2 separate regions of the Mus musculus genome follow, and region 2 is linked to region 1. A link is a loop called in an ENCODE intact Hi-C map of the cell type or tissue named here. Cell type or tissue: gastrocnemius. All regions are shown on one strand. Links, peaks and the distances in the headings refer to the core of each region. The heading gives the core; the rest is flanking DNA.

Region 1 (16,126 bases), core at 5,484-13,483:
TCCGTGGAACCTGCACTCCTTCTCTGGTCATAGGGGGGTAAGGACCACGGATGCTGTGGAACCTCTGGGCCTTGGCCTCTCCCTCTTGCTGATTCCCACTGCACAGAAGGTAGGCCATTTGCTATCTGGATCTAAGCAAATGGGAAATGAAGCCAAAAGAGATGAGGAGGGGCCACCTGACACCCAATAACTGACCTGATGGGTTTTACCAACTCAACAGTGTTATTGCTTCTTTTGAGACAGACAGTCTCACCCTGTAGCCCACTCTGGCCTGGAACTTAAAGCAATCCTTCTGCCTCATCCCTCTTCAATGCTGGGACTACAGGCATGCATCAAGCCTGGTTGGCTGCCCTTTCCATAAGCAAAAGCTGTCCACAGAAGAAAGTCAGACTGGTGCCAACTGTGTGATCATGTGGAACTGCACCTCCCTACACTGCTAACCAATGGTGTGACCTCAGGCAGGTTACTCAACCTCTCTCAGCCCAGGCTTGTAATCTGTCAGATGGGGAGCCTAATAGCTGCCTGCTGGACAGACGAAGGGAGATAATGCAATCAGGCACATAAGCCAGCGGCCAGCACAGGGTGGACTTTCCAACTGGGAGCTGCTGTTAATCTTGCCATCAGGAAGAGTTTTTAGTTTTCAACCCCTCAGACATGAAGCTGACCCACATCCCTGTGGTCCTGACTGTAGTCAGTCCCATGGCTCAGAAACAGGGCCATACCTTCCGTTCCAAGTGCTTGTCCAGGCGGGCCAGAGCTTCTGTCTCTCCTCCTTGCCAAACAGCTGGGCCAAGTCCTTCCGTGGGGAATCCTACAAAAGGAACAGTAGGCAGTAGCACTGCAGGTCAGGTCACCCCAGAAACAGCTCAGTAAACACCTTTAAGATGATTCACAAATATAAAAATGGTAATTTCCACGATTCAGACTGATCTGCTCTTTAAACGGAACTACAGACCTTGGACTTGGTGCTGTGAGGACTGAGAAAACCCTTAAAGTGCAGAAGGTTAGCTTTATTCAGATCAGAAGATGGTGTGGGCAGGAGGAGGGAGGCAGGAAGGTGGGCTGGGTACCTAAAGCCTGGATTAGTTATCCTAGTGAGGAAGTCCACTGACCAGCACCAGACAGTGCCTCTACTGATGGAGAGAGGGAACTACAGAAAGAGGCTTCAGCTACAAACAGCAGCAGCCTGGCCGGGCACAGGTAGTTAACTAACTGGTCATATGGTGGATAACAGCAACCTTTTCTGTTTTTCTTTTCCTTTTTAAGACAAGGTCTCATGTAGTCCAGGCTGGCCTATTTCTCCTGCCTCTGTCTCTCAGTTTCAAGGATTGCAGGCATGAGCCACTAAGCCAGTATTTTCTAACTTTGACAAGGAAACAGGAAGGCCACGTCCCCCACAGGAAGCAGCGGCCTGTGTGGTGTGCTGTAGGGCACTCACCCAGCTCCTCCAGGGAAGGCACGCCATAGGTGTCGTCATGGTTCTCCTGGATCTCAGCTCTGCAGCTCTCCATCTGCTGGCTGCTCACAGCCACCGCGGGCTTCTTGGGCAGCTCCATGCGGCTGATGAGGGCCTGAAAGCGCTTGTAGGTAAGGGGTGGTTTCTGCCCATTCAGTTCGATGATTCTGGGGAGCCCAAAGCACATCTGAAGTCACTCCTGAGATTCTTTATTTTGGGGTCCCTGGCCACCCCAAAAAAAGAGCGCAAGACACAAGAAGCTCTGAGGGTTGCTCTCCTCATCACCTCACGGTCCCGTCCCTGAGGAGAAAGGGGGGCACAGGGGAGGCTGTATCTCCATTTTACCGAGAGGGAAAATGAAGCCCAGAGAGCTGGAACAGGAGCCTCAGGTAATGGAGCAAGGCAGGGCCAGAGCTGGGACTCAATTCCAGGTTCCCTGGTGTCCACGTGGAGCCGCCTAGAGACAGAGACTGACCGTATCTCTCTAATCAGACAGAAAATCCCCATGGGCCTCTGGGCACCTATCTGACCACACCAAGGGCTTCTCTCTACCCCATTTCGAGCCTCCGAGGGATATACAGTGAGGGACATAACATGCTCCTTTCTTGGAGGATCAATGTCCTGTTAGCCCTGTTCACTAGAGCAGAGATGTGAAGGCCGGCTAATGCTCCCTCAGTCAGAGTCTGGGGCTACGGTAAACAGCAACAGTATAAAGAGTGTTGCAGTGTGCCAAGCACTTCTCACAAGCAAGAAGGAAAGGCATGGGCACTGGAGAGGAGGGTTCACTGCGTCTGTGAGGATAAATTTCGATGGTCTGTAGGCAGATTCCTAGGCTCTCGCTGGCCGAGAAGGAGCTTATGCAAGGCCTGCCTGTCCGGGTGAGTTCATTTCCCAGTTTGTTCTCCCTGTGCTGCCCCCATTAGCCCAGATAGGAGCTGGCTGCTGCCTCTGCAGTCCCTGCCCTCCCCTGGCACGTGGCAGGGGAAGGGCTCCACAGCAAGCCTCTCCTCCTGAGGGCTTGGCTCACGTGCACAGCTGTGTGACCCAGCCTCCTGGCAGCCAGCCCTGGGTTGGGAGGAGGGCAGGGAGCAGTAGCAGCTACAGAGGGTGGCATCTCTAGTAGGGAAGGGGAGACAAAAGCACAGAGGCTGGCCCCTGGGGAAGGAGGTTCTGCTGTGGTTGCCAGCACCCCGCAGGGGTCTCTAGAGCCCTCAAACATTATCAGAATGCATGGCCCTGAAACCCAGATAGGCCAAGCAGACCCGGGATCATCCTTGAGTGGAAACTAGGTCTGAGAGAACAGAGGCCTGCTGGGAGGAGTCTGATGGGGTCTGCCAAGGTTAGGGTTCTGTAGTTAGGGAGCACAACAGAGGAGGGGGGGGAGCATGAAACTCAATGAGCCAATGACAGATCTATGAAGACTGTGTGGAGACAGAGCCTCCCTGCTTTCACAGCTTAGGTCTAACCAAGCCTCTTTTGTTATCCAAATCGGGTTAACCTCTTGGTGACTTCTTTAAGCCCCCAACTCTGGCCCATTATTGTCCAGTTCAGTTAGCCCTCTTGCTGAACTGGTCCAAATTCCACTTAGGAGGAGCCCCAGTCCCCAGTCCTCACCATGGGCAACCTTACCGAGAGCCCCCGTGTCTTACCTGTCTAGGTCATAGAGGGTGTGAGAGTTCTCAGTCACCACCTCCACGCCAGCCTCCTTGGCCATCTTCATAATGGCTGCATCCCGTTCTTTCCCAAAGGGTTCAGAGTCATATTCAAAGGTCAAACGGGTCACCCCCCATTCCTGCATAGAGATAATCTGTTATGCTTGGTTCAAGAAGAGGGGCCTGGGTACTCAGCTTCTCTCTGGGAGTGAGCAGGGCTGACCTTGAGCTGTGCTAGAATAGCTACAGAACAAAGAAAGGGCCTGGACAATAGTTTAAATCAGAAAGCAAAGAGCCGGAGCTCTGCAAGTGTGGAGTTGTCAGCCAGGACCGGGAGGCCAAGCGCACTGCGGTGGTGGAGTCAACAGAAAGGGCCAGTGTTCACTGTGGCCTTGAAGTGGGGGAATGAGGCTATAAATACAATGTTCCCAGGGGAGCCCCCAGCTCAGAGAGCCACTGACTCACAGTGGAAATGGGGGACACACACACACACTCCAGCCTGCTCTGTAGCCTTTCCCAGGCCTCCTCAGACTCTACAAACTTGTGGCCTAGTTTTCCTGGCAGACTTGTGCTATGTAAAGTGTCTTAATGGTTTCCACAGCAACACTCCCTAGGCCAGAAGCAAACAGAGCTAATGGCTCTCAGAGCTGGAGAAGGAGGAGCTATCCTGAGTCCAGAGAAAACAAACTGGAGGGGCTACAGGTTGTGAAAAGGGGAATTTTTTTTTTCCTGAGCTTTCAGTCACTTTGGTCTCCTAGCAACACCAGGGGAAAGCGGACATGGTGAAAGCTATCTAGACAAGCCATAGAAAGCCCTATAGCATGTAACTAGCAAGAAGGAAGCAATCTAACCAGTCTGTGGTCAAAGTCCCTTACAGCTTTGGACCACTGGTCACTATCCTAATTCAGGCCTGCCCAGGGGAGTGAGTTCTGAGCAGGGTGGATATCCAGCTCATCTAAGTCCCAGTGCACTACATATTTATTTATCCCTTACTATGCTGAGTGGTTTACAGAGGTGACGTCATTGCATACTCATATAACCCTGTGAATAAGAAGATTCTCATTAAATGACAGGCCCCACTCCGTGAGGGTGATTCTCCTGTGCCTTGTCCTGTTTCTATGACAGCACTCATCATAGGCAGTGAAGTTGCCCATCACTGACCTGTTTTGCCATCACTGTGTGAACGCAGGGTAGAAATCACGCTGGGTTGCACAAGCATCGATATCACCCTATCAGCCAGTATGGGGCCTGATGCTAGTGAAGGCTCAGTGAATACACGATGAGCGACTCAGTGAACAGCGAAGGTATCTATAGTTCTGAGCTACAGACCATTTGGCCTCTGAGCTCCTGGGAGAGAGGAGCAATGTGGAGGGACAGGAAAGACAAAATCTTTTCTATTACCATTGTTTTGGTTTTACTGTGCTGGGGATGGGACCAGGGTCTCATGCATACTAGGCAAGTGTGCTACTGCTAAGCCACAGCCACAGACTAACAAATGCATGTACAGGGTATACCAAGGAAACACACAGCTCTATGTCAGAGAGCCCAAGATAGCGTCCTTACCTGTAAACCTGGGACAGCAGAACCCACCCCTCGGGGCTGTTGGGGGTGAGTGTTAGCACATGGTAGCAGTTGGAACACGACTCAGTCAGCCCTAGGAGAATGCTAATGACTAGTGTTCATAGGTGTGTGAAGAATTATGGGGGGACGCACACAATGAAGCTATTTTCTTAAATTTTTCATATAGTACTTGGAGTGCTACTGAGGATGAAGGAGAATGGTCTAGAATGTTCTATCCATGAGAACTTTTGTCTCTGCTTGGGCCTTAAAACATGCATTTTAAAGAAGCTTGAGGAAATGGGCTTGCCTCCAGTATGGTCCCAGAATGAAGATTTTATTCATTGCTTACCACAGGGAAACAGGGATGGCTCCCTCAAATGCCTGACTGACTTTTTCCCTAATAAGCAGAGCAAGATGAGGTGGTCAGCACCCCTTGTTAGACAGGAAACCCCACCCTCAAAGTCTTGGCAGGAACAAGCTCTAGTAAAACATACTGGCTTGAGCCAAGGAACCATGAGGAAGCCAGCGGCAGCAGGGTGGAAGGACTCACGCTCTGCGTGTCTGGGCTGAGCTGGGATATTTCCAGCACAACACTAATTTTACAGAATTTTTTCCCTTCAGTTTCCACCCTGCTGGCAAATTTACCAGCTGTCTCTGCTTCTGACCTCCCTAGCAGCCATTTTAGTGGCCAGACAGGAGCCAGTATTTCCATTTTGCCAGCCAGAACAGCATTTCACTCTGTGGGCAGGCAGATGCTAAGCAGCAGACGCCCCCTCTCAGCCCTCCATGCTCACCTTGAACAGCCTTGGGAACACATCAGCTGGCTGTCCCCGGACTACAAACAGACGCGAATTCAGCTTTCTTAAGCTTGTGTCCAGATCTTCCAGAGATTGCAGTAGGAACCTGCAGATTCCACAAAGACCTCATTATTAGCATGGGTTCTCTCTCTCTCTCTCTCTCTCTCTCTCTCTCTCTCTCTCTCTCTCTCACACACACACACACACACACACACACACACACACACACACTTTCTTAACAAAGTCACTGTTCATGCTAAACAAGTTGGTATGGTGTGCGCAGGGCTGGAGGCCTAGCCTGAGCTCCGCCCGGGAGGGATGGGGTGAACACACTCACTAGCTGTGATCGGAGGCAGTGACCTAACCTCTTTACTTGCTTTCTCTCCATGCCATGGAATTGAGAGTAGAACCTTAGACTTGCTAAGATGTTACCTCATGAAATCGCTAAGAAATAAAATCAGAGTGCAAGGAAAACCCTAGGCACAGAACTCCCATGATCACTGCGAGCTGCTCTTGGTGCTGTTTATATGTCTGTTAAATACTAAAGCCACAACCACAGGCTGGGTGGCCTCTGAAGGTTTGTTTGGTAGTTCAATTTCCATGCCTCTCGTGACCCACAGTCCCTTGAGCCTCAAGTACGGTATTCTTGTTTATCTTCTGATGTGTTCAAAATCCCAGTGACAAGTGGGTACTGAGTAAAATATCATCCCTTGCCTTCCCTAGTCAACCACAGTCATCTATTCTAATTCATAAGTACTTTCATAATTTGACTCCCTCAACACATTTTGAAGGAAACTGAACTATTCCCATTTTGCAGACAAAGAAACTGACAAGAGAGGTTAGGGAATTTACCAAAGCAGACAGCTGTTAGGTGACTGAGCTAGCATAGTGGCCCAGGCAGACCAGACTCTTAAAGCCTTGTTTGTTTTCAGTGGTCCATTCTAAACACTTCAGTCAAGGGCTGAGAGTCTCCTGAGCCTGGAACACAAGCCTCACCCAGACAGTCTATCCACACGCCTATCTTCCTCCTCAGGAGCCAAGCCTGAACAGGCCAAGCTTCTTATGCCAGGCTCCCTCCACAGAACCTGCTGTCGATCCCTGAGCTACATTCCCTGACTACTGGAGGTTTACAGAAGCCTTGAGGGTGCCAATCAGAACCAGGCCCCGCCTGCTGCCTCTGACGTACATAAAATGACATAATCCCAAGTCCAATGCTGTAGACCCACATTCCAGCAGAAGCCCAGCCCAGAGCAGCACTGAGCTAAAGAGCACGAAGGCGTACCCAAGGGGTTGAGACAGGAGGCTGACAGCCTAAAGGTTGCTTTGAGGGCTCCTCAAGTTCTCCTGCAGTGAAATTTCTGATTTAGAAAACCTGACACCCTTTGAATGTTAAGCCCACTTAAATTTGGATTTGCAAGCCTGCTTAAATTGGTCTTGGGGGTGGGAGAAGCACCTTGCTGCTCATCCCTAACACACACACAAAATAAAAATAAAGGAGACTCGGGGGAGCAGATAGCCCCAGCCACCTGAAACAGGAGCTCTGCTAGGCACAAGGCCACACCTCAGGGCAGAGCTTCTTCCCATCAGAAGATGCTAATATGTCCCAGCCATACACTTTAAGGGTCTTTATCTTCACAACTCACCACACCTCAGAGAACGTCAATCTGCAGCTATTAAGGCTGAAATGCACAGGAAGTATAGATTCTAGAGTATGTTGCAATCTGTTTTCTATACACCTTTATTTTTAGAACTTGTTTCCTAAACGGAGAGCTTCCGGCAGCATCTCTCCAGCATAGATGAATACCCTTGTCTTCTCTGACAGGAAGCAGAAGGCAAAGTCTATAGCTAGCAACAAAACAATGCTGCAATTCACAATGGCAATAGCGACATTTACTAAGCACTCCCTGAGTGTGGCTCTGTCCCACTTGTTTTGCATGTATTATTTAATTATCAGACAACCCTGTCCCTGGATGTCCCCATTTTATGGGTGAAGAAACTGACATTCAAAGATTAAGTATATTCTCCAACATAATATACCTAGTAACTGGACAGAACTAGGAGCCCTGGAATACTACAGCTCAGCGTTCACTCTCAGCTACCAGGCTCTGGGCCTCAGCAGTGCGTATACTCACTGCTCTGAGCTACACACACTTGAGGTGGGTGATACTGCCTAGGGGTCAGCAATTAGAGTACCTGAGCTCAATTAAAGGCTAACATCTTTTCTGCAGATCTTTACTCCCCAAATTGTAGTGTGAGGAGCCCTAGCTCTGCATGACCAGGAACTTGCTAGAACACACATACACTCTTGGGCCCCATCCCAGACTAATACGATCAGAATTTTCCTGGGAATTCACTTGTTCATAAAAACTCAAGAAGTTCCACTGTGGCATGCACTTCAACTTGACCTCAATATTGGTACTCTGTACATTTTTGTTTCAACTTTGCTTTTACTGGGTTCTACCTCAACCCCTAAGAAACTTTTAACTAGTGGGGTGGTAGTGGCCCTTGCCTTTAATCCCAGCCCTTGGGAGGCAGAGGCAGGCGGATCTCTATGAGCCAGCATGGTCTATAGCGTGAGTTTCAGGACAGACAAACTACAGTGAAACCATCTCAAGCTCCAACCACCACCACGAAAGGGCAATGCTGAGCTACTTCCACCATGGTCCCCAGGATGGACCCAGAACAGCTTCCCAGGAGGCAATAGGAAGGAGACAGGGAGATCCCTGAGTAGTTTCCAGCCCCCAGGCAGCCACAGACAGGGAGGCCACTGCCATGACATCACCTTTTGTATCTGCTGCTCTGCAAAGCACCGAAAGAACTGGAGCTAGCTGCTCCTGGAGAGTGCCCACCAGACAGGCCTAGGCTGTCTTAGCCAGGGAGAACTGGCCTTTCCCTCTGTGCTCCCTTCGAGCCCTCCTCTGCCCCTGCTCACTTCTCTTTACTTAAGGAGGGGGGAACGCAAAGGAAAACAGGTGAGCACTGGAAGGGTTGGCGTCGGGGCTGATCGTCACGCTTGCTCCAAGGGGAGATCACAGGGCCACAGTGCAGAGCACACCCCCTGAGGGAGCAGTCACAGACCCTAAGGGTGCGGCCAGAGCTCCACCTTTTGAATAGTCCTTGCTCCAGAATTACGTAAGTTCCCTGGAGCCAGGGGAGACAGAACTGGAGAAAACCAAATTGGGATTTCCAAAAATACAGGGAAAACTGTCATCCAGCAACTCTAGGAGGCGATCCCTTCAGAACAAGTGAGTTCCATACTTCCACTCAGAGAGATCTTTTGGGGGGACAGAAGTGGCTGTGTTGAGAAACACTTGATTTATCTGTTAATGGAGTGGAGGGTAGGAGTGGGTGGGTAGGGTAGTGAAGTCTTCAGGTTCAGACGTCCTTGACCAAATTCTTGTGCTTCAAGCAAGCTTATCTAACCACAACAATATTATAAACTGGCAGACTGGTAACAGGATATTAATAGACAGAAATTCACTCCCAAGAAATTAAGAGTTTAGGCCCCACCAAAAGGAATAATCTAATGGTTCCTAAATCTCATTCAAATAGAAACATAGATTTTATTTTTTTCTTTTGCAGAGTGCTTAATTTTAAACAGCTCGATCAAAGTTTTCTACCCCTCTTGGGCAAATGGAAATGTGCTCTTGGCTTACAGAACAGTGAAGCCTCTTGCTAGAGTTACAGTGTGAACAGCTCAAGGAACACAAATCTCTCTACTAGCAACTACTGATCCCACCTCCTCGTTGACCAAGTTCCCAGGCCACCCTCTTTGATGGTGCAGCTGCCCAGCTGCATTCAACTACTAGATGACAAGAGTCCCCATCCTGTATCACTGGCTAACTTCTGAGAGAAATGGCTAAGAAAGAAGACACTTCTACTAACTCCCTCTGTTCTGGAAGTTCCTAAAAAAAAAAAGATACAGCACAGAGCCAGAGACCAAATGATTTCAACAGAGTAGGAGGAGAATTCTGGCTGACATCTAAGCTGTGACAGAGAGAAGGAAATTAATACTGGATCGAGCCTGACCCATTTTTAAAATCTAGAAGCCATTCACAGCTGCCTTTTGTTTTGATCTTGCCTGCAGCCCCTCCTTTCCAGATACAGCAAATTTGGGGAAGGAAGGACAGAGGAAAATGGCGAAAGATACTAGGAAAACATTCTTGGGAGCCACAGAGCTGGAAGTGGTCCATAGACTTCCTATTATCACTAAGGCAATGGGTATGACAGCCTGCTTCTATGCCTACATGCACATGCACACGCACACTCGCGCGCACACGCGCACGCGCACGCACGCACGCACGCACGCACGCACACACACACACACACACACACACACACACACACACGCACATTTTTTCCTGGTTGCCTTTCTCTTTAACACTGTGGCTATTTTAATCGGATTCCATCTGCAGGGAGGCAGTCAGTGTAACAGAGGTGACAGAATCAGATCTCCCTCTGCTGCCAGATGGGCCCCACCCTTCTAGAGAGAGTCGGTTGCTGAAGCAGTAGGGGGCAGGGCCGTCATGCTGCAGCAGCACCATTCTCTTAAGACTACTCCCAAGCTCAGAAGCAGTGCCGGAAGATTACACATACTGTAGTTATGCAGAAATGCAGCTGAGGGGGGCAGGTGGGGTGGGATGGGTGGACTCCTCGCCTCCAACTCCTCACCTCCAACCCTGTGCACAAATGGCATTTAGCCCCGCACTCAAACCACTGGGGGCAAGGACAACGGCGAGGCTGCTGGAGTGTGCCTGATGCCGGGCTCAGAAGCAGCTACCATATTCGATCTGTTTTTTTGTTATTTCACCTTGTCCTCCTAAATGCCAAAGCTAATTAGACTTCTGGTCAATGCACTGAAGCAACACACTCCCTGGGTTGCCTGGCTTGCTATAGTTCCTTAGTGCAGCACTTCTGAAGCTTGGCTGCAGTGGCCAAAAAACCAAGGCAGCCTAGGGTAGGGCAAGGCAACTGAATCAGAGAAGCAGAAACGGGGGAGGGGAGCCCAGGAAGCTTTCAAGGGTCCTTAAGTGATTCCAACGTGAGGCAAATATTAAAAGCACATCTGTAGTTTGTGTCTCCCCACCTCCACCCCCACCCCATTCTGCTCACGGCATTTAGGCCTCCATTTATGCTTGTCTTTCTCTACTCAGATGCAGGTCTCTGGAGGCTGTGGGAGCTCACCGAGGCCCGACGGTTCACTGCCATGCTCGGCAGCAGCCTACCAGCTACAACTCCTGGAATCCCATTCTCAGTACCTGCACTCCCACAGGACTTGAGATGTTGCCCAAGCATCTGAGCTGCCTCAGTCGTTTTCTGCTTCATTCTCTCGAAAGTGCCGCTACAAAAGGGTGACCCACAAAAATCAAAAAACCATAAAACCAAGCATACTGGAGTTCAATCTACCTTGTGAAGGGGGAAAAAAGGCTCTTTTATTTCCACTACCACAAAGGAGTAGGCAGTCATAGATAGCGCTCCCCCCAAATCCCAGTAAAAAACGAAACATCTTCATGACAACATAACAAATAAGAGTCAGATTCTATTGACTCTGTCCACACTGGCGCACTGCCAAAAGGAAGGGGAGGGCAAAGTCTGAGGCCTGGTTTAATGTCCACAGCAGAGATGGTCATTTGCCGGTGTTTGTCAAACCCAACCTCCTATCTATGGAAACTGGAGCGAGACAGAGTAATAGCCCAATCTGAAAACTGTGTGGGCTGGCTCTTCACAGGACTATCTTTAGTTGCTCCCTCTGTGTAAATGGGGCAGGAAGGGGCATTTAGTAGGCGTGCTACTAGGAACACTTGCTCTCCTAGCAGGGCAAACCCCTCTTGGAGAGGAAAGAGTGGACGCTGAGAGCCACGGTCTCCTGGGAACTACCTCACTCATCTGTGCAACAAGGCCATAAGCAAACACCTCTCATAACAATGCAAACAAACCAAGCTACTGCAGGGAGGCCTTTAGACAGTGATGGGAACATGGTGTATCAAAACGTCTTGTTTCTGAAGACTGGTTACAGAGAAAATACATCAGATGCCGATTTATTATGTCACAGCATGCTGGGAAAGGGTTCAGCCTCCTGGGAGTTATCACCGAATCTTCATATTGTGTTCTTGTTTTTCCACATCAGCTCCTAAAAGTCTCATCTGTAATGGCCCAGCTCTCCTAAAAAACACTTCATGACAACAGGCGGAAGAGCTGACGGGTGATGCAACCCTCTTTGAATATCTTTCTAGCAACGTTATAACTACACAGGGATCCTCTCAGATGGGTTAGGGGACCTCCTGAGAGATTGCTCATTGGGTAAAGGCACCCGGCTTTCCACCCTGGAACCGTATGGTGAGTGAGAACCTGCAAGTCGTCCTTTTAACTCTATACACTGCCATGCCATGCATGTCCTTTCCCAATCAATGTTTTTTAAAAAAAATGCGTCAAGAACACAAAAGTGCCATTACCCGATGATGCCCTTGGGGTCTTTTTAAAACCGGCTAATGCTAAGCTAGGTTCCCTGATCACCACCACGTTTGTCTGTGAAGAGAGGTTACGCGGGATGGGAAAAGAGGCGTGGGGGAGAGTCAAACAAATCCGAGGCTTAGGGAAGCCCTTGGGGGGGGGGGGTCCACGAGGGGCTACTTCTCTTGAAGAAGCTTTTCTCCGCTCCCACAGCACACCCCTAAAAGCCCAGTCCCCATTCTTCCAGGGACTGGCTGCAGATCCTCCCTCAGGTTGACTTCGCGTTTTTGACGAGAGTCTCGTCAGCATAGAGGGACCTCTGTCCCCCAGGCCTCCCAGGAGTTCAGAGCGGGCCACACTGGGCAAAAACGCTGTGTCAGAGTGGCCGCAGGCTGGAGTTCCTGGGCCCAGGGGAGTCCGCTTGGTGTTGCCACCCCGCAGCATAGGGTCCCCTCACCTCCATCGGTTGATGCCCACAGACGAGGAGGCCGCGAACCACGGGTCGAGGATGTAGACGCAGCGCACACAGCGCGCCCCGCGCACGGCAGCTAGCAGCGCGGGGTTGTCGTGGAGCCGTAGTCCTTTGCGGAACCAGTGCACCGAGGACGCGCCGTCCGCGCCCATCGATTGCGCGGGGACCGTCGCTGCCACCACAGCAGCCGCCGCCATCGCCGCCTGGACTGGGTCTCGGTCTGCCGCTCCGCCCGACCGCCCCGTTGGTCCCGCCCAGCGCCCGCCCAGCGACCTATGATGCAGCCTCTCCCTGGCATGACTCCGCCCCAAGGAGTCTGGATCGCCTCTGTGATTGGGTGAGACCCGGTGGGACCCTCCCTCTGTTCCATTGGTCAGCAGCGTCGGCGCAGGCTCCGCCCCCTCACGTTCCCACCATGTGTGGTCCCGCTTGGTAGCCACCCGCCGGTGACGCAGGACCGCGCTGCGTCCGCCCCGCGTGGGCTGAGTCTGGAGGGACCTCGGATCTCCTACGCATTTCGCGTCCCCGGGAAAGACAGGGGTTGCGGTGACTCCGGCCGGTGGCTGACAGACCTGTTACCGGGCCCTTTCTAACAGTTCATTGTCCTGTTCATATGTGAGGCTGAGCGGTGATTGCCTTACACAAACTGTCCTATTTTCTATTTTCATCTCATCCTGGTAACGTTCATTTCATAAACACGAATAAAACAGATGCTTGTTAGTCTTACTCTGCAGATGAAGTAAGCTTAGGGCGCCCCAGTTTGAATGACTTGCGCAATACCATGAATCCAGTAAGATTCCACTCAGAATCTTCCGATTTCAAAATCCACTTCCTCGCAGAGAATCTTGGTATTTGCATACAGAAAGGCATAAGGATAAAGGAGACGCCCTTTTATGCGGCAGGAGTGGGTTTGGGAGAAAGGACAAAGGTTTCAGAGGACGTGGGTTGAGGCAGTAATTATGCCCTCAAATGAATTCATTTCTTTTACGTTCTGTTTAGCAGACACAGTGCAGTTATTTTGCACAAAACTCTGAACTGGATTCTATGTGGGAATCAGAGATGTGCAGGGCAATATTCTCCTGTCTCCTTTGGGAATCCTTTGATTCTTTGGAGATTCTGGCAGAGTTTGCTGATTGAACAAGTGCAGCAACCGTTGCACTTGGGCTAAGATGGGCTAGTTGGGATGGAGGGCTGGAGCTATCCAGCAGAGAACTGTTCCGATTTGTCCTTGTGTTGATCCTATGGGTAGTCACCTTCCCCATCTTGGGAATGAGCAATGAAAGAATCTAGAATTTAGTCAGCAATTTAATGGCATTAATTGGCACCACTCTCTGACTACAGCGTCATTACGAGCCTCTCATTTCCAGCGCTTTGGACATGCTGTTCTCTCACATCACATGCCCCAGCCCACACCCTCGTGCCTCCTGTTTTCCCTGTGACAGCTGTTATTTTCCAGTTTCCTGGGCCCAACCTGCACAGGGGCTCACCTCATTTGGTGTCTTCCCCCCACCCTCCGGTTTTAGTACATAGTACTGGGATTGTTTAGCTATTGTATGTCAGCTCCATCAGACTATAATCTAGCTCAGTACTTGGTACCGAAGGATCATATGAATCAAACATAAGAGGCTTGCATTGGCCAGAGCCTTAAAGTCATCCAAGTCTCTGCCCGACTCTCTCCTTTGAATCTCTTCTGCAAGTACTTGATGAGTGAACTGATATTCCCTATGCTTTTCTTTAAACACTTGGGTTTTTTTCATTATTTTTAATCTCATGTTTAGCTGTGTGTCTGTGTAGGAGTGACGGCAAGTGTCTAGTGGACTCCTGAATAGAGTGTTTCTGGGGGTTGGAGTTACAAGGCTGTTACCAGCCTCCTGTTGTGGGTGCTGAGAAGTACCCCCAAGTCAGGTTCTCTGCAAGGAACGTACACACTGTTAACCTCTGAACCATCTCTCGCGCGTCCCCTTTCTTTTCTTTTCTTTTCTTTTCTTTTCTTTTCTTTTCTTTTCTTTTCTTTTTTTGGTTTTTCGAGACAGGGTTTCTCTGTAGAGCCTTGGCTGTCCTGGAGCTCACTTTGTAGACCAGGCTGGCCTTGAACTCAGAAATCCTCCTGCCTCTGCCTCCTGTGTTGGGATTAAAGGCGTGCGCCACCAAGCCCGGCTTACCCCCCCCCTTTTTTTTTCTTTTGAGGTATTGTATGCTTTTCTCTTTTTTTTCTATCTCCCTGGGTCCCCCTACAAGGAAGAGAACAGGGAGAGTAAGGGGTGGTCCATTCACAAATGGCCATTCAGGGAATAAATTCTTCTCTTCTCCTCTAAACTCCCATAATGCTGTGTCTATAAACTGTGAGCTCTCTGCAGCCTGGGGCTGCTCTCTCTTGTTTATGAAGAGGCTGAACTCAAATTCTGCTTGCTCAGTATGACCCTAGACAAGCTGGTTGACTTGTTGTTATTGCTTATTTTTATTATTTTTTATGTGTATGTCTGTTCATGGATGCCATCTGCATGTGGACATCAGTGTGGCCAGAAGAGAGCATTGGGTCCCCTGGAGCTGGAGTCTACACGAGGTTCTGAGCCACCTGATGTGGATGCTGGGATCTTCCTCTGGAAGATCAGAGTCTTAATTACTCTTCTATCGCCATGGTAAACCACCCTGACCAGAGAAACTTATAAAGTATTTAATTCGGGGGTTCATGGTTCCAGAGAGTTAGAGTCTCTGACCATCACGATGAAGAAAATGGAAGCAGACAGGCAGGCAGGCACAGCTCTGGAGTAGTTGTGAGAGCTTACATCTGATCCACAAGTAGGAGGCAGAGAAGGCTAACTAACAATGGCTTTAGCTTCTGAAATATTAAAGCCCAACCCCAGTGAAACACCTCTTCCAACAGGGCCACACCTCCTAATCCTTCCCAGACAGTTCCACCAACTGTGGATCAAGCATTCAAGTATTTGAGCTTATGGGGGCCATTCTTACTCAAATCACCACAAGTAGTTCTTTTAACCACAGAGCCATCTCTCCAGGCCCCCTCACTTTTTTTTTTTGTGGATTTTTTGTTTTGTTTTGTTTTCGAGACAGGGTTTCTCTGTATAGCCCTGGACTGTCCTGGAACTCACTTTGTAGACCAGGCTGGCCTCAAACTCAGAAATCCACCTGACGGGCTGGTGAGATGGCTCAGTGGGTAAGAGCACCCGACTGCTCTTCCGAAGGTCCAGAGTTCAAATCCCAGCAACCACATGGTGGCTCACAACCATCTGTAACAAGATCTGACTCCCTCTTCTGGTGTGTCTGAAGACAGCTACAGTGTACGTACATATAATAATAAATAAATCTTTTTTTTAAAATGTACATGTATTTATTTAAAAAAAAAAAGAAATCCACCTGCCTCTTTCTCCCAAGTGCTGGGAGCCACCACGCCCGGCAGCCCCCCCCCCCCTTTCTTAGTAGATACAGCAAGGTGATACATAGTTCCTTGGGCACAGTGAGCAGTTGCTATTCTGGAAAGCAGGATCTGCATCCAATTTTTCCTTCTTTGCAATTCCCAAGCCTTTTTTTACATATGACCTGTATTCCATAATTGACCCAGTAAATGAGACTTTTAATCATAAAAAAACCCTCAATATTACAGCAATAATGAAAAACAAAGATAAGCCTAACAACTCAGCCATTTTTCATGGACACTATCTATAAACATCTGAACCAGAGGGAGGGACAGTGTGGCCTCTACTGCTTGTGAACTGGTTCC
Region 2 (16,126 bases), core at 4,311-12,310, 56 kb before region 1:
CAACTCACTACCATATTCTCTCAAATCCTCAGTCTCAGCCTATGCAGTGCTACCCGAGGCTACCCTCCACATCCTCACCGGTCCATAGAGAGTTGGGCCACCAAGGTGACATCGTGAGGCTGGGGAGGTGGCGGCTGGTGGGGCAGGAAGGTGATGTGCACCCGGTGCACAGTGAGCTGCTGTTGGCGGAACTCAAAGCAGGGCTCTTCCTCATCCAGCTGTGTTAGGGCCTGTTGCAACTGAGCAGGGTTCCAGGAACGAAAGAACAACATGTCCTTCAGTACAGAGGGGCAAGACCTTCCAAAGGCAAGCCAGCATGGCCCCATCTCACCTGCTCGGCCCCAGGAGGGAACTGGTTGGGGCATCCAAAGAGCTCTCTTCGCAGTAGCTTCCCATCATACCCCAGAAAGGTCAAGTGCAGATTACGGAAGAATTCTGCGTGCTTGTTCTTCACTCGAAGCTTCTTTGGTGAATTCCAGTGGATCACCTGGACATTGCAGAGGTATCAGCAACAGTCAGGTCAGTGTGCCTTGTGCCCCTGCTCCGTGCTCCGCCCCTCCCTCGTGCCCCGCCCCGCCTCCTCCCACTCCGTCCTGCTGACTTTGAGGTCAGCTGCTTCCAGGTAGCAGCGCTCAGCCCGAGTGTGGTCTGACAGCTGCACGTTCCAGACACAGGGCAGGGGGTGCACCAGATGGGGGTGCTCCTTGATGACCGCATTGAAGATGTCCTAGGCAGTAACGGCAACAGCTTTGCGTTAGAGTTCACATCTCAGTCCCCAGCCTGCCCCTCAGTTCTGTTCCCGCAGATCCCCCATACCTGGTCAGCCAAGGAAGTAGCCATCAGAGTGAGCAGCTCTCGTTTGGCTGTCACCTTCCACATCTGCTCCCAGCCAGTTTGCTGGAGCCTGTCCAGCCACAGCAGGATCACACCTGCCAGCAGGGAGAGAGGTTGCCATGCCCACCGGGACATCCGGATCTATCCCGAGTCTTTTGAATGTACTTTTTGTAGTATGGGGCGGGGGTGGGGGGTGGGGGGTGGTTGTGTGTGTGTGGGGGAGAGCCCGGACCCTCTTACATTCAAGATAGCCTACCACTGAACTATACCCGCCAGCTGCTTTTTAAATTTTATTTTGAAGAACTAAAGAGATAGATACATGATTAAGTACACTTGTTGCTCTTGCAGAGGATCCAGGTTCGAGCCCTGGAACCCACATGGTGACTCACAGCCCTTGTAACTCATTTCAGAGGATTCGGTGCCCTCTCTGATCTCCATTGGTTGTAGGCATGAATGCAGTGCACATACATACATGCAGACTAAACTTTCATACACATAAATCTTTTTTTAAAATATTATTTTGAAATAGGACCTCACTAAGTCTCTTTGACTGGCCTCAGCCCCCCAAGACGCAGCACCACACCAGGCTGCAAGGTCTGAATTGCACAGGCGGTCACCTAACAGTGCTTTGGTCAACACTATAAAGCATACACTGCAGATGGTACATGATTAAATGAAATAAAAAGTCACCAGCTAGCGCTGGGGTAGCTCAGTCGTAGTGCGTGTCTGTCATGCATAAAGCCCTGGCTTATGGCCCCCGCTTGGCATTAACCAGAGAGCATATACCTGGAGTCCCAGCCCTGGGGAGACAGAGGCAGGAGGATCAGAAGTTCAAGGCCATCCTCGGGTACATAGTTAAGTTCAAAGACAGACTGGATGCATGAGTCCTTGTCAAACCGACCAACCAACCTACTTCTACCTGGTACGTTTCCTCCATGCCTTTTCCAGTTTCAGCTATACAGACATTTGCCATTGAACTACAGCTGCCTGGCTGTCAGTAGGCACTCAACCCAGTAACATGCTGGGTGTTCCCAGGCCACACCACAGCCTGGAGAAGAGTAGGCTAGCCCATCTGGGTATGTGTAAACACACCCTCTGGTGTGTGCACAGCAACAAAATTGCCTAATGGCAAATCCCTCAGAATACGTCCAAACTGGTAACACGGGACTATATTTTCTGATGGTTCAGATGCAATTGTCCATAATTCCCTTGGGTACAGAGGAGCTGTATATACTCCTCAGCTCACAGAAACCTCCCCACGTCAGGGTTATCTCAACTCTTCCCATTATGTGGATGGGAAAACAGAGTCTCAAAGGGAACAAAGAGCTGGCACCACCATTTGGTACAAACACAAAAGTTAGGTGAGTTCTCTTTACCCACGGTCTGGTCCAAAGCACTGGCAGAGCTCTTTTGGGAGGGCTTCCTAGCATTCTGTGCCCACCCCACCCCTGAGGCCCACAGCCCACCCAATCCTGCCTCCCTCACCACTGTCCCACCTGTGTTAAATCCCCTGCCCAAGGCAGGCCAGGGCCTATGGTTCTTCCAGAGGTTGCCCAGGTACCAGTCGCTCTGGTTCTCCACGAGACCGACCACCTGCTTGTCTGGGAGGGGAGGGTGGAAGGGAGCTGCCTGGGGATGTGGGCTCTGGGCTTATCCAGAGCAGTGGCCTGGGGAAGCTGGGGAAGGGGCAGGCTAGGGCAAGGTTGCAGGTGTCTCACCAGAAAAATGATCAAAGAGTGCCCAGAGCTCCACAATGTCAGAGGAGAAAGTGACGTCGGTATCCAGGACGATGACTCGGGCCAGGCTGGGAGGCAGGATGCTGGGAAGTACTAGCTTCATTAGCCCATAGAGGCCAGAGTAGTGTTTGTTGGGGATCCAGGAGACCAGGGGCTGTCCGGAGGGGGCGGGGGTAGAGATAACATAGCAAGTGGCACAGCAGGACGTAGCCATCGCCCCCCCCCCCCCAAAGGATGAAAGATTTCAGCTCCAGGAGGTCTAGTAGGACAGAGTTTTTCCTCTCCCACCACCCACTGCTGAAAGGAAGAAGAAGGTGGGCCTAGCTGAGCACGAGCGCAGAGTTCTTCCTGCCTTGAGTTCTTCCGCATCATAGAAGCTGACCACCACCGCTGGCACCATCCATGTTCGGAAGAGTGTCTCCAGGATGTTTCTGGCTACGGCATCAGTTATCAGGTGGAGGTGCAGCGGATTTTTCCTTTTGGGTGGAGAAAGTTAGCCTAACATGGCTGTGCGGGAACAATACAGGATTCTCCCCACGGGAGGAAGCCCTGTCTGCTACAAGGAGCTCTTGGGAATGTTCTGGTGGCCCCCTTCATAAGAAAGGAAACTCAGAACAGTGGGGCTTTGTTACGGGCAGGTTTTTGACCCTCATCCAGGCCTGTCTGTACCTGTAGAATAGCAGGGACTTCGTTAGGGTAATAATCTCTCGGCTGGAGTTGTATCCCGCACACACGATAGCCACATGCAACATCTGGGGAGGGGACACCTAGGTCAGCAGCGGCCCTCAACTTCTACTAGCTAGCTTAGCCATCCTGGTCTAGAACAGTGTAGCCCCACCTGGCATCCGAGCGGAGGTGGGGATGGGGAGAAGGGGTGCCTAGATGCAACGCCTCAATTTCATAAGTGAGGAATTAGAACAGGAGTGGGGGGCGTGCGTTGCAAGCGTCCTCTGGTATCCCAGCTGGGTAGCTACATGTCAGGTGCTGTGGTTCCCACAAATGCCCAGATGGTTGGACTGGCCAGGAACCTCGGGGATGGCAGCACTTGGCACAACTACCTCGCACTTGGGTGGCAGTAGAAGCTGCGGGCTGGAGGCGGAGAGGTTGCGACTCCTGTACGGGTCTTCATCGAGGGTAGCAGTTGTGCCCAGTCCATCTGAAAAGACACGTGGCGTGAGCAGGCAGCGGTCACACAGGGTCCCTTCTTCCCCTGCCCAGCTCCGGCGCTTACAATCCGGGTCCCGGCCGAACAGGAAGAAGCCAACCACTAGCAACAGCAGCAGCAGCAGCACGGCGGCCCCCATTGCCCGGGGGCGACCTCGGGGCAGCATGACTGTGGGACTCAGGGCGGGGCGCGACCCCGGGCTGCGGGCTCCATCACCGACCCTGCGGACCAAGGACCATAGCAAGATGAGCACTGGACCGCGGGGCCCGACGGCTACTCGCCCTGCTGTGCGCAGCAGCTGGCCTCACCTGCTCCAGTGGCTCCGGGAAGGCCCTGTTCCTCCTGCGACCGCCCTGCAGTCAGGTCCCGGTCAGAATCGCGAACTAGCCCCGCCCCCAACCTGGGCTCAGGTTTCACCTTTGCTTAGCTGAGCTGGAAGGGGCGGGGAGACCCCCGGCAGGGCCCCGCCCCTGCACCGCACGGTCTGGGAACCTTCAACCCCTTTTAGGGTGGTTTTGCACCATGGCACGGGGAGGGCTAAAGGCCTTGGGGACGGCTACCCAGGGTGGTCCTGTGCCCACTACCTGCACCCTCCTGGCTCTGGGACTCCATTCCTAAGGGGAGGAACGGATGACTCTCAAAGAATTGGCAAACACACCGCGGAAGTTTAGGAAGCTGAGGGTAGTGGGGATGGGATAGGAATGTCCGGCCCAGAGGTTAGGGACACCTGCTCAGTTCGACGACAGGAGGCTGGGCCTGCTGGGGCCACCTGTAGCCTGCAGGCGTCCTCCCTGGCCCTTAGCCCTACCCAGAAGCAGACTGGAAGATGCGGGCACTGTGCCCTTTTGAAGGCCACCTCCCCTCCTGCTGGCCAAGAGCCTCCTTGCCGCTGGGGCAGGGCCAGGCATCCCCCACTCTTGTCTAGAAAGCTGTGATTGTGCCGGGCTCCAAGGCCTGGATTTCTTCCTCCCTTTTCTCTCCACCCTTCAGCGGGCCTCCGGCACGCCTTTTGCCCTGTAGGGGTGCAGGGAGCTCTGGACTGTGAAGGAGACCCGCCACGGTCGGTTCAGCACAGACTGAATGCCAAGCCCTGAGCTAAGTGTTTGCCAAGTCTTTACTCAGGTAATCCTCACATCACCCGAAGGACACAAGATGAGATTGTCCCTGAAGAGTGAAAGGAACCTACCTATAGCCTTTGGCTACTTGCTAGGCAGGCAGCCTTTCACTGCTCCTGTAGGCTCCCAGCTGTGGCGGGTCTTCTACCTCAAGACCTGCCCCTGCCCTTCCTCCTGGAATGTAGTTTTCTCTACATCTCTTACTTATTTTCCCAGGTCCTCAAGGGAAGTTGAAGTTGCCTGTTTGTTCTGGGAGGTAGCCCCCACCTCCCACACCTCCACGCACATTCCAGGCATTCAATGTGTGTATGGAAACTGGGTGAGAACTTGGACCTGCCCTTTAAGGTAAGGGCCTCACCAGCAGCTCAAGCTGGGCCTTTTAGCGGGAAAGTCCAGTTGTATAAAGGGAGGCAGATCCATCAACAGTAGCCTGGGGCTGGCTCCCGTGATCGGAATGCCTTTCTCTGGGAGATGAGGATCAGCCTGTAGGTCTTTAGCGGTTGCTATGGAAACCGAAAGCCGCCTCTTGGACTTTTAGGAATTAAGAGAAAACCCTGGTGTGCAGGGCTTTGAGTCCCGGTGCTCCATTGTCATCCTCAGCCTGCTGTGCAGTTGGGATCTGGGTCAGGGGTGGATGAGAGTGGCCCTCAACCCAGAGCAATGGTTGTGGGAATCAAAATGTGAAGGAGCACGGAGGGTCACAGGCAGAGCCTAGACCAAGGTAATTTCATAAAGAGAGGTGAGCTGGTGGAGATACTAACTCTGTTGATCCCACTTGGGTCACTCATGTGGATCCTGTCGAAACTTCAGCACTGTGGGTGGGGTAGTGAGAGGGAAGGGCAGAAAAAATCTGCTGGACCTTCAAGAAGCCCTTTGGGAGTCTTCCAAGGAAAGGAAAGCCCAAGTGAGCCTAGTCCTTAGGAGCTGAGATCTCCCCCTCTCCTGCCAACCATTTGAGCCAGTTCTTTGCTTTGTGACCTTGGACCTGTCCCGAACCCTCTCTAGGATTCTGCCGTCCTCATCTGGGCCTGTCCAACTGGTCTTTCTTCTCCCCATGGTTTAGGACACACCGAAGGTGTGAGGATCCAGCACAATTTATCCCGAGGCCTTTGCAGCCCAGCCTTGCCACTAGGTCCAGGCAGGAATCCAAAAGGGAGGGGCCTCCTGCCTGCCCGCCAAGCCTGCGCACACCTCTGCTCTTTGTCTCTGGAGCCTAATCAGCCTCCAGATCTAGAAGAAGAAAAAAAAAAATCAGGCAGCTCTGTTGCTGCCAGCCTGGCTGGACCCAGTCCCCTCTCCTAGAGAGATGAGCTCTTCACTGTTGGGATATGGAGGGGAGGTGATGGACCACTCTGTCCTCCAGGGCCTCTTTCCTTCCCAGAACAAAAGACCATCTGATGAAATCTTGCACCTAAGTACTTGCCGGCATGCACACACAAGTACAAACACATACACCTTCACTTCAGTGGCAGCAGAGGGCTGGAGGAGTGGCCCAGAAGGCAGTAAACTCATTGACTTCCTGAGGCCAATTCCTAAGCCAAGCTTGCCTCATCGTGTCATGGGCTAGAGGACACTGCCAGAAGCCTTAAATAAGTGGTTGGGCCTCCTTGGGCTTCATCTGTGTAAGAATTCCCACCAATCGGACAGGGTTGACTATGACTTACTTTCTCATGGCTGTGACAAAAGAAACACCTGGCAGAGTAAGCTTAAGTGGGTATTTATTTTGGTTCACAGTTACAGGGTACAATGCATCCTAGCGGGGAAGCCGTAGTTTCCTAAGCCAGAGGCAGCTGGCCACATTGTAGCCACAGTCCGGAAACAACAGGAAGACAGCGCAGGTGCTCGGCTTGCTTTCTCTTTCCTTCAGCTCAGGACTCTAATCCAAGCGATAAGGATACAAACATCCAGACCGAGGCCCCTAGATTCAGTGTTTCTGGGAATACAACCATGGATGTGTTGCCATAAACTCGGAGCTTTGTTGCTACAGCGATTCCAAACCCACCAAGCCATCAACGAAGATCGAGCCATCACAATTGCCAGTAGGGTGAGGAGCACGTGAGGCCTCAGGACAGGGTGAAAAACGACTTCCACAGTTCCCATACCAGACTCTTCTGAGGCTCACCGCACCTTTCCTTGAATCTTTGCTGGCACGAGTGGTTGGCAACAATGGGAGCCTGGCTCCACATGGATCAAAGAAAGGGAAGGAAGTGGTGGCATGTTGGGACACTTCATTCCCTGTGCCTTAAATTCCTGGTGAGTGTGCTGCTTAAACCGCCTGGTTCTGGCTCAGGCTATTGGTTTTTCGAGACAGGGTTTCTCTGTGTACCTCTGGTTGTCCTGGAACTCACTTTGTAGACCAGGCTGGCCTCGAACTCAGAAATCTGCCTGCCTCTGCTTCCGCCTCCGCCTCCGAAGTGCTGGGATTAAGGTGTGTGCCACCACTGCCCGGTTAAACGAGCATTTCTTAACTCCTGAATCCATCTTTCCAGCTCTCTAATGAGAATTTTTATTAGTGTTTTATTAATTGTACAAAACAATGTGCTTTGTCTCTTGTGCTGGCACATGCCTTTAATCCCGGCACTTGGGAGGCAGACGTAGGCAGATCTCTATGCATTTGAGGCCAGCCAGGGGTTCACAGTGAGATCCTGTCTCAAAACATGCAAACTAAAATAATGAGCTTCATTATGACATTTTCGTACATGCACGTAATATAGTGGATGGGCGTAACGGCATATTCTGTCCTTGTCTAAAGATAATATCTGGTAGGGTATTAAATGTATTACAATTCTTTATATACCATAAATTCGCGGGCGGAGTCCGCAATGGCGCAGATTTGCCAAGCCCCCTCTTCCCACAGCCAATCAACTGCCTCCCAGGAACGGTTCCCTCCCTCCACTTCTGCAGCACCTTGACAGCATTGCAGCTCAGTTCATGAATGGAGCCATAGGAGTTTCCACCAACTCTTGGAGGCCAGCTTAGAACCTGGAAGTGCATCCAAGGGCCGGAAAACGCTGGGATTCATTCCGAGTTCAAGGTCCAAGTCGGGCCCAAATAATTTTGTAGATGAGGAAACCCGAGGTGCAGATCGGGGAAGCTAATGCGCAGGGTCGTCCCTAAACGGAGAGCAGAGGGATAGGCCAGGGTATTCTCCAAGGAGGGAGTCATCGGGTACGGGTTTTGGGGGTCCATGTGTTCTGAAGAAACTGGAGCCGAAGCCACTGTTCTAAATCTGCTGGTTAGGCTTGCCCCAGCAAAAACCCGGCACTGGCTTTTGTGAAAAACTCGAGACTGGCGGCTGCTGAGACCTATTTACGACAATTTCAAGGTTCCCTGTGCCTTAAATCCCAAACTCTTTGCTTCCCGACCCTCCCGTTCGAGCTCTCGGCGATCTTCTGAGAAAGTCTGAGGCTCCTTAGTACCTTCTCTAGTATGAACTGTTCAGCCTGCCCGCAAGTTGTAACTACGCAGGCGCCAAGACAGCCAACCAAGGAGGCTGCAGATCGGGTGCCAGAAGCTCTAGAGAGCTTCAGGGCGGAGAGAGAAGGAGCCAATGGCTGGAAGGAGGGAGGGTGGGAGCTCCCGGTCTCGGGGAGGAGGCGCTAGAGATGGGGTGAAGGGGCGTTCAGGGGCTCCGCGGGTCTAAGTCCTCCTGGGCTGCGGAAGTTGAGCAACCGGGAGGCGGGCTTAGGGCCGGAAGCAGGAAGGAGGGCTCAGGACGCAGGGCGCCGCTGCCAGCCTTGCTGTCGGCCGGTGGGACTGTCAGTGGCCAGAGCAGGATGGAGAAGCTACGGCTCCTGAGCCTCCGCTACCAGGAGTATGTGACTCGTCATCCAGCCGCCACGGCCCAGTTGGAGACGGCTGTGCGGGGCCTCAGTTACCTGCTGGCAGGTGCCACACTGACCTTTGACCCATTTCTTGGGGACTCTGACCCAGGAACCCTATGGCTCTTTGCCTGCTGACCCAGGGTAGTGGTCGCGGTGCTTCAGTTCTGTCTGGGTTCCTGTGGCGTAGAGGAAACTAGAGAACCCAAAGCCGCAGGGTAAAACAGACGCTCACCAACGCCTTCTATACCTTCTTCCCTAGGTCGCTTCTCCGATTCACACGAGCTGTCTGAACTGGGTAAGTTGGACTCTGGGCTGGGGAGGGAGAAGGCTTCCAGCGGAACCTTGATTGAAGGTCCTGAGCTTCCCTCTAGATCAGCTGTCCATCGCCCAAGACAGTTGGTGTCCCCAGAGTTGGGCGACCTGTGAGGGCTCTGACTGGCTTCTCACTCCTGGTTTTGCTTAGGATTAAGCAACTTTCCTGACCTTGCTAGTTCATCAGACCTATGAGTATGAGAAGGGCACTGTTGTTCTGTCTAGCTGAAGGAATACAAGTTCAGAAAAGTCCTTGATGTCAGGACCAGTGTTCAAGTGCCCCCACCTCCCTGCTGTAAGGGCTCTGTTTGCTTAGTGGGGGTAGTGAAGATCATGAAAGGATGAGGGGGATTTTGAAAGGTAGGTGTGATGTAGTCCTTCAGGGGGGACCATCTGAAGAGAGCAAAGATGAGTTGGTGGGACCACACATTTGGCTGTTTGGAACATGACAGGCAGTTTTGAGCAGCTCAGTAACCAGTGCTGTCCAGCAGAGCAAGGGCTGGCTTGTCACTCCAATCAGCTCATTTCTTACTGGCTCAGATGTCATCATGGAGAGAATGGGGCTCTGAGGTAGTGGGCGGAGAGGCTTGTTGGTTTCCACACAGTCTGTGGGTAGCTGTGATCGGTAGGGCTCTGGGGTAAGGGTGAGAGGGGTGAAGGCCACAGCAGGGCCGGCCTCTCAAGACCACAATCTGCTTCTCAGTGTACTCTGCCTCGAACCTGCTGGTGCTGCTCAATGACGGGATCCTGAGGAAGGAGCTTCGAAAAAAGTTGCCTGTGGTGAGAACTTTGCCAGGAGCTGGGGGTGGGAAGCTCAGGGACTTGGGAGGAAAACAGTAATGACCAGCACGTGTGGTACATGTCGTTGTCTCAGAGAGTGAGGCATGCCCACATGAGCCGCAGATCAATTGTTGGTAGTCTCATGCATGAAGTTTCTTTTCTTTTCTTTTAAAAAACAAAATAAAACAAACAAACAAACAAAAAACAAGGCTGGGCAATGGTGGTGCACGCCTTTAATCCCAGCACTTGGGAGGCAGAGGCAGGCGGATTTTCGAGTTCAAGGCCACCCTGTTCTACAGAGTGAGTTCCAGGGCAGTCAGGGCTACGCACAGAAACCCTGTCTCCAAAAAACAAACTAAATCCTACAGATGTCTTTTTTTTTTTTTAAGGTTTATTTATTTTGCATATATGAGTACACTTTAGCTGTCTTCAGACACACACCAGAAGGGGGCATCCGATTCCATTACAGCTGGTTGTGAGCTACCATATGGTTGCTGGGAATTGAACTCAGGACCTGTAGAAGAGCGTCTCTCCAGCCCTCATGCATGAAGTCTTAGAGAGCTAGAAAGGCCTGTCCCAGGCCAGCCAGCCTGGTAGCAATGGATTTGGTATTGAACTGAGGTGTTAGGCTTAGAAAGGAGGAGGCCCCCACCTGCTGGAGCAGCCTGCTTTTTCTAAGACAGCACTTGGGGTAGAGAAGCTCCCTGACCTCTGGGCTTCTTGCAGTCGCTGTCCCAGCAGAAGTTGCTGACATGGCTGAGTGTACTGGAGTGTGTGGAGGTGTTCATGGAGATGGGGGCTGCCAAGGTGTGGGGCGAAGTAGGCCGTTGGCTCGTCATTGCTCTCATCCAGTTGGCCAAGTAGGTTGGGTTGTGGAGGGCAGGACTGAGGTGGGGTGACCCAGTCCAGCAATGAGGTGCTCAGCAGAGCAGCCTTGCTACCTGCTTTCTAACCGCTTTCCCCTAACTGCCATAATCCCCACCCCAGGGCCGTCCTGCGCATGCTCCTGTTGATCTGGTTCAAGGCTGGCATTCAGACATCACCCCCCATTGTTCCACTGGACAGGGAAACTCAGGCACAGCCCTTGGGTAAGCTGCTTCTCTCCCAGGAGTGGAGTGGGGTGTGGGACTGCTCTGAGGCTCTGCAGCACATTTCCTGTCAGCTCAGTACTCCCATTTATTTATTCTATAAGAAAGAAGAAGGCAAGGTTTGGAGAAAATGAGAACTTAAACTTGGGAGTTTATTTGTTTGAGCTCCTGCCGGTCAAACCCAGTGTCTTGTACATGCGAGTCGAGTGCTCTACCACTGAGCTTCACTCCCATCCCTGAACTTGGGACGTGTGCAAGAGTCCTTCTTTTCTGTTGTAGGCTACAGGAACTAGGGATAGCGCACCAGCACAAGGTAGGTGTCCTGCCAAAATTGTCTTGGGCCTGGTTCTGTATCATGAACCGTATCCTCAAGAGGCAGGGCACCTGGCTGCTCTGGGCCCCTCCGTCAGCCTCCAGTCTTCCCCCTTATTTTGAAAGGGGACAGTGATGTGAACTTGACCACAAGAGATCGAGAGAATGCAGCCTCACAGTCCTATAGCCCCGACAGATGTTGATGGGGTGGGCCCTCCTATCCTTCCTTTAGTATCTTTAGGCTCTTGGTTGACTGACTGTGCGTGAGGATGGCCTCTTCCTGGGCCAGGGTAGGTGCCAGAGTGCTTCCCTCTATGGAAAGATTTTTGCCAAACCACGGTCTCTGGGTGTGATTCCCTTAGTTCAGCTGCTGCCTGAGGCCAGGCTCTTGTGCTCTGTAGATCCTCAAGCATTCACTGTACACATGTTCTCTGCAGGCTCTGCTAGGAATGTGTCCCTCTTACATTATGTCCTGTTTATGCCTGCTAGATGGTGACCACAATCCGGGCAGCCAGGAGCCATCATATGTGGGGAAACGGTCACACAGAGTGGTGCGAACCCTCCAGAACAGTAAGTGGAAGATGTAGCTGGACTGGGCACCTAGGTGCTGAGGTCAGTGTGAGCCCGTAGGACTGGCTTCTGTCAGCACCCACTCTGGCTCCTGGCTCACTGACCTTGTCTTTATATTCTAGGCCCATCCCTGCACTCACGGTACTGGGGAGCCCCTCAGCAGCGGGAAATTCGGCAGAAACAGCAGCAGGAGGAACTGAGCACACCCCCAACACCTCTGGGGTTGCAGGAGACCATTGCAGAGTCTTTGTACATCGCCCGGCCCCTGCTGCACTGTATCCTTAGCTGTGCTGGTGGCGGGCTGGGGAGGAGCTGAGCTGGACCCTGCACTGCAGATATCCTTGACATCTTGACCGTCAGTGCTCAGCCTGGGCTTATGGGGTCAGCGATCGTGGACACCCTGGCTACTGTCTGGTGTGGTAGATATGACTAGGTGAGAATGGGTGAGGATATGGAGTTCCATGGGGCTCTCTGCTTGCTGTGTGGCTTTTTCTTTCTCAGAGTCATAGGTCATCCTTGTCCCTATGTCCCTTCCCCTACAGCCTGAGTCTCCTGAGTGACAGGAAGAACTTGACCCGGAGGGAGCGGCTAGAACTGAGGCGTCGCACAATCCTGCTGCTATACTACCTGCTACGCTCACCGTTCTATGACCGCTTCTCTGAGTAAGGATAGCCTTCCTCCCATCACCAGGGTATTCCGTGCTGCATGGAGAGGGCTGGGGTCTGCTGAGTAACTGCTGGCTCTGGTGCTATTTAGCCTCCAGAGCCACATGGCCTGCCCTCAAAGGGGACAGGCCAGTGTGAATTTTCATACTTGGTGTTGAGAGACTGCTGACAGCAGGGTACAAGATCTGCAGGGCACAGTTGGTGCAGACTGCCCCTCTCCAGTTCTTTTCTCCATGGGACATCCACTTCGCAGAGCAGGCGCTATGCTTCAAAGGGGCTGGGCAACTAAGCAGGCCTCCACTAGACTGTTACTGCTGGGCCCACCCAACACTGATCAACTTTGAGGATCAGAGCCCCTGCATTAGCCAGAGAAATCTCTGAAAAAGGCCTGCCAGGGCACTATGACATATGGTGGGGTGTCTGAGCAGGAGCTGGGCTCATGTCCTCGCCTGTAAACAGGGACAGTGTTGGGGCCCGGCTGATAGGTTTTATAGCATGCGGTAACCGAATGTGTTTGCCTGTGCTTGATATATAATGACGTGATGTTAGGTCTTGTCCCCCCGAGGACTGCTGGGGTTCAAGCCGCAGGCCTCAATGCTAAGCACATGAACCACATCTCCAACCCGCCCCAAGTTCTCCTGTGGAAATCCCCTATCTTAAGCCTCTCTCTGAGGCAGAGGGGACCTTCCCAGACCCCGCCTACTCTGAGCATTGGCTGGTGAGGTTTCTGTGTAGTTCTGCTCTTTCACCAGCTTCCTTCCCTCCGGAAACTTCCAGGGTACAGACCTTGCTCTGAGTGGCCCCTAGGAAGCACTGTTGTTGAATACCAATGGTAGGAAGGTAGAAAAGAGAGGAGGGGAGGGGTATGAGTGACGTCTGCCAGCTGACAATCTGACAGCTGGGAACATGGGGTGCAGCTGTGGACAAGCAGACTTCCGGTGGTCTAGCCTTTCGTTGGGTCCTAGTCCCTTGTTTTCTGAGATGCCTGGTGCTCAGTAAAGGCCTTTAGCTCCTGGTCAGCAGGGAGCCGCCCCGCCTGCCCCTCAGCATGCTGTTCTTTTCCCCAATCAGAGCCAAGATCCTCTTCCTGCTCCAGCTGCTTACAGACCACATCCCTGGCGTGGGTCTGGTGGCAAGTAAGTGTGGTAGGACAACGTGGTGTGGGATGTCCCTGAGGCACAAAGGGCCCGTTTTAATGTTTGCTCTGTCCTTTTTTGGTGTGATTAATGGGCAGTCAGGAGTGAACCTGAAATCAGTACTGGGAGGTGACAGTGCCAGGGCCGAAGGTGGCCCATGGAGGTGGGGCTGTGGCCAGAACAGTGCCTGTGTTGGATTATTAGGCCATATCAGGTTGGCAAGCCTCCTCCTGCCTTTGGGACCTGCATATTTGGAGGCAGACTTATCTGGTAAGGCAAGGAGGGGCCTTGGGGCTTGCCTGGGTACCCAGCCATAAAGGAAGACATGCTGAGCATGTTCCCTGGCAACCTGGGCACCTTGTCTGTGACCTAATCTCTAACATAGCATCAGAGGCAGGAGGTGTGGTCTCGAGCTGCTCTGCTGGTGGCAGTGTCAGAACAGGGCACAGGGCAGGGCCAGGGGCCTGGCTCCTCTAACCCCGCTTCCCTCCATTGCAGGGCCTGGGGCCAGGGGCCTGGCTCCTCTAACCCCGCCCCCCATCCCCCTTCCCTCCATTGCAGGGCCGCTCATGGACTACTTGCCCTCCTGGCAGAAAATCTATTTCTACAGTTGGGGCTGACAGCCATGAGGGAGCTGGGGCAGAGGGCCATGTGCTGTGCTCTGCTGCTCTGGGCAGGGCCCCTCAGCCCTCCAGTTCCCCCAGGCCCCTCTTCTCTAATAAACCTGACTCTGGTAGTGTCCAGCATGTGGCTCTGTGTCATCAGCAGCTCCTCTCCTGCAGCTCAGCTCTTCAGCCCAGTCACCACAGCTGTTCCTCTTCACATCCTCCTAGAAGGAAGCCACTGCATTCTGCTCCTCGTCACAGAGCAGGAGATCTCCATCAGGCCCAGGGAGCTGCTGTCACTTAGCCTTCTCCGGCATGGGTCACCGTTTGCCTCAGCTGCCTGACTAGATGCTTCCATCTCACTAGTCCCTGGTGAAGACAAGCTGAACTGGGCCATGGATTACCGTAGTCTACCTAACATTCCTTGTAGCCAGGGCCCCCGTTTATCCTTTCCCCTGCAGGGCTGACCAGCAAGCCCTAGGAGATGCTCTTCTCTACCGCAGGAGATAGAGTGACCCTGAGTCTGTAAGGGAATGGGCAGAGTTTGGGTGTGTGCTGGAGTTTCTCTCCAGGACACTTCTCCACAGGCTGACTGGCTCAGGAAGACAGATTGCTGGAGCCATGCAGGCTACTTGGAGAAGACAGAGGAGGGTGTGGCAGGACTGCGTGGGCCTCAACTCTTCTGTCCATACTCCCTGTCCTTTCCTCTCTTCTTCTGCCCTTCCCTTTTAGACAAGAGACTTGTGGGCTTCAAACTCAATGGCAGTCTCATTGTGGGACCATAGGGCTAAGCTGTCACACCTCCCTCCCTCCCTCCTGTCCTTGTGTGGACTGTTCCCAGAAGTGCTGCCAATGGCCTTTGGAGAACACTGCCTGCACCTGTCCCTCAGGTCTCCCCTCATCCAAGATGCCCTCATAGTCTCAGCCTTAACCTGACATGCTTGTCACATGATTCTGAGAGCCATAGATGCCTGCTGTGAGCCAGGGTAGTGGGAAGGACAGTTTGTCCGTTTGTTGGCTTTGGAACCTGTGACCCTCTGCTTAGCCTGACAGGTGTCCTCTGGGTGCTTGCACTGTAGTGGTTATTCAATGCCATGCAAGGCATAGTTCCAGCCCCGCAGGTCCCGATGATCAGAGGAAATCTGTGACCATAACTGCTAAGATCTTGGAGACGGAAGTAGTGTCAGGCAGCACAGTGGCAGGTGCCTCCTGCAGTGATAGCAGAGGAGAGCCAAGCTTCCCATCAGGCTGTGAACCAAAACCACCACAGGCTTGGCATTTTGGAGCTGGATAGAGACTCAGCCACCAAGTTACTCTAGCCCATAGCTGTCAGATAAGGCGACTGTGGAATCTTGGTGGATCTCACTGAAGTGCTGTGCTGTAAGGGCATAGGGACTGGGTGGCCTGAGGCCCCAGGGAAGGTCTGGTGTCATATACTTGGTGTGGTGGGCAGTGGGGAAAGGAGCTGCTGACCTTATCTTCAGCACTCCATGGTAAATGGGTTGGTGGGCAGGCAGAGAAGAAAGTGCATGGGTACTCTGACAATTGGGCATGACATGGGAGAGGCTCGACCAAGGCACTGGGATGGGAGACAGATAACCCCAGCAGACCATGGGGACTCCATGTGGGTATGGAGGACTGGTGGCATCCAGTAGTCTAGAGTGATGGACAGGGCTTTGGAGTTGGATAGTATGGAATTGGCAGGTCCCTAGAACTAAAGGGAGGTGTGTCCTGGCAGGGACATGTGTGATAGTGCTGATGTTGAACTCTGGAATTAATGTCCTTTGTGAGGTGGCCCTGAGAACTGGCACCAGGTTCTGTCGGGCTGGGGGAGGGGCAGATAGCCCCCACAGCAGGGACTGGAGACAATGGTTCTCGCCATGCTTGGGGCTCTGTACCCCAGGGCTGGACTCAGTCTCTTCCTTTTTTACCTCATCTTGGCAGGCGCACTCCTTCGACCTCAGCCCCAGAGGTAAGGCCAGAG

What was found. Hi-C counts contacts between places; a loop is a spot of excess contacts. Peaks named below come from ENCODE experiments on the same cell type or tissue, not always from the same donor. Only the 100,000 strongest peaks of a DNase experiment are listed, where the experiment ranks them.
Region 2: it touches region 1 in a loop (4-fold over the local background); 18 of 42 quality-filtered maps call a loop at or near these places.

The regions. Positions count from the first base shown.
Region 1 is chr2:92,421,440-92,437,565 of GRCm38, forward strand. Cry2 (cryptochrome 2 (photolyase-like)) reads right to left here and starts at 12,630. Exons shown (of 12, transcript NM_009963.4): 1 at 12,373-12,630; 2 at 5,463-5,571; 3 at 3,106-3,248; 4 at 1,439-1,623; 5 at 723-811. The coding sequence starts at 12,584. It overlaps D930015M05Rik (RIKEN cDNA D930015M05 gene), which reads left to right. Exons shown (of 4, transcript NR_040621.1): 3 at 1,374-1,587; 4 at 10,619-10,869. In gastrocnemius, for the core only: a CTCF peak has its summit at 9,956; DNase peaks (open chromatin) are centred at 6,621, 9,961, 10,374, 11,037 and 2 more places; H3K4me3 peaks cover 5,909 bases; H3K27ac peaks cover 8,000 bases.
Region 2 is chr2:92,366,938-92,383,063 of GRCm38, forward strand. It overlaps Pex16 (peroxisomal biogenesis factor 16), which reads left to right and starts at 8,302. Exons shown (of 11, transcript NM_145122.2): 1 at 8,302-8,738; 2 at 8,934-8,969; 3 at 9,690-9,766; 4 at 10,493-10,626; 5 at 10,754-10,854; 6 at 11,656-11,736; 7 at 11,859-12,011; 8 at 12,097-12,169; 9 at 12,279-12,398; 10 at 13,473-13,537; 11 at 14,099-14,283. The coding sequence starts at 8,627. The coding sequence ends at 14,157. Large2 (LARGE xylosyl- and glucuronyltransferase 2) reads right to left here and starts at 4,120. Exons shown (of 15, transcript NM_172670.3): 1 at 4,044-4,120; 2 at 3,802-3,956; 3 at 3,629-3,726; 4 at 3,240-3,322; 5 at 2,923-3,046; 6 at 2,553-2,724; 7 at 2,331-2,435; 8 at 817-929; 9 at 602-727; 10 at 332-487; 11 at 79-239. The coding sequence starts at 3,901. It overlaps 1700029I15Rik (RIKEN cDNA 1700029I15 gene), which reads left to right and starts at 15,981. Exons shown (of 3, transcript NM_183112.3): 1 at 15,981-16,114. The coding sequence starts at 16,011. In gastrocnemius, for the core only: no CTCF peak of the experiment used is centred there; DNase peaks (open chromatin) are centred at 4,591, 6,004, 7,755 and 8,430; H3K4me3 peaks cover 3,175 bases; H3K27ac peaks cover 4,474 bases.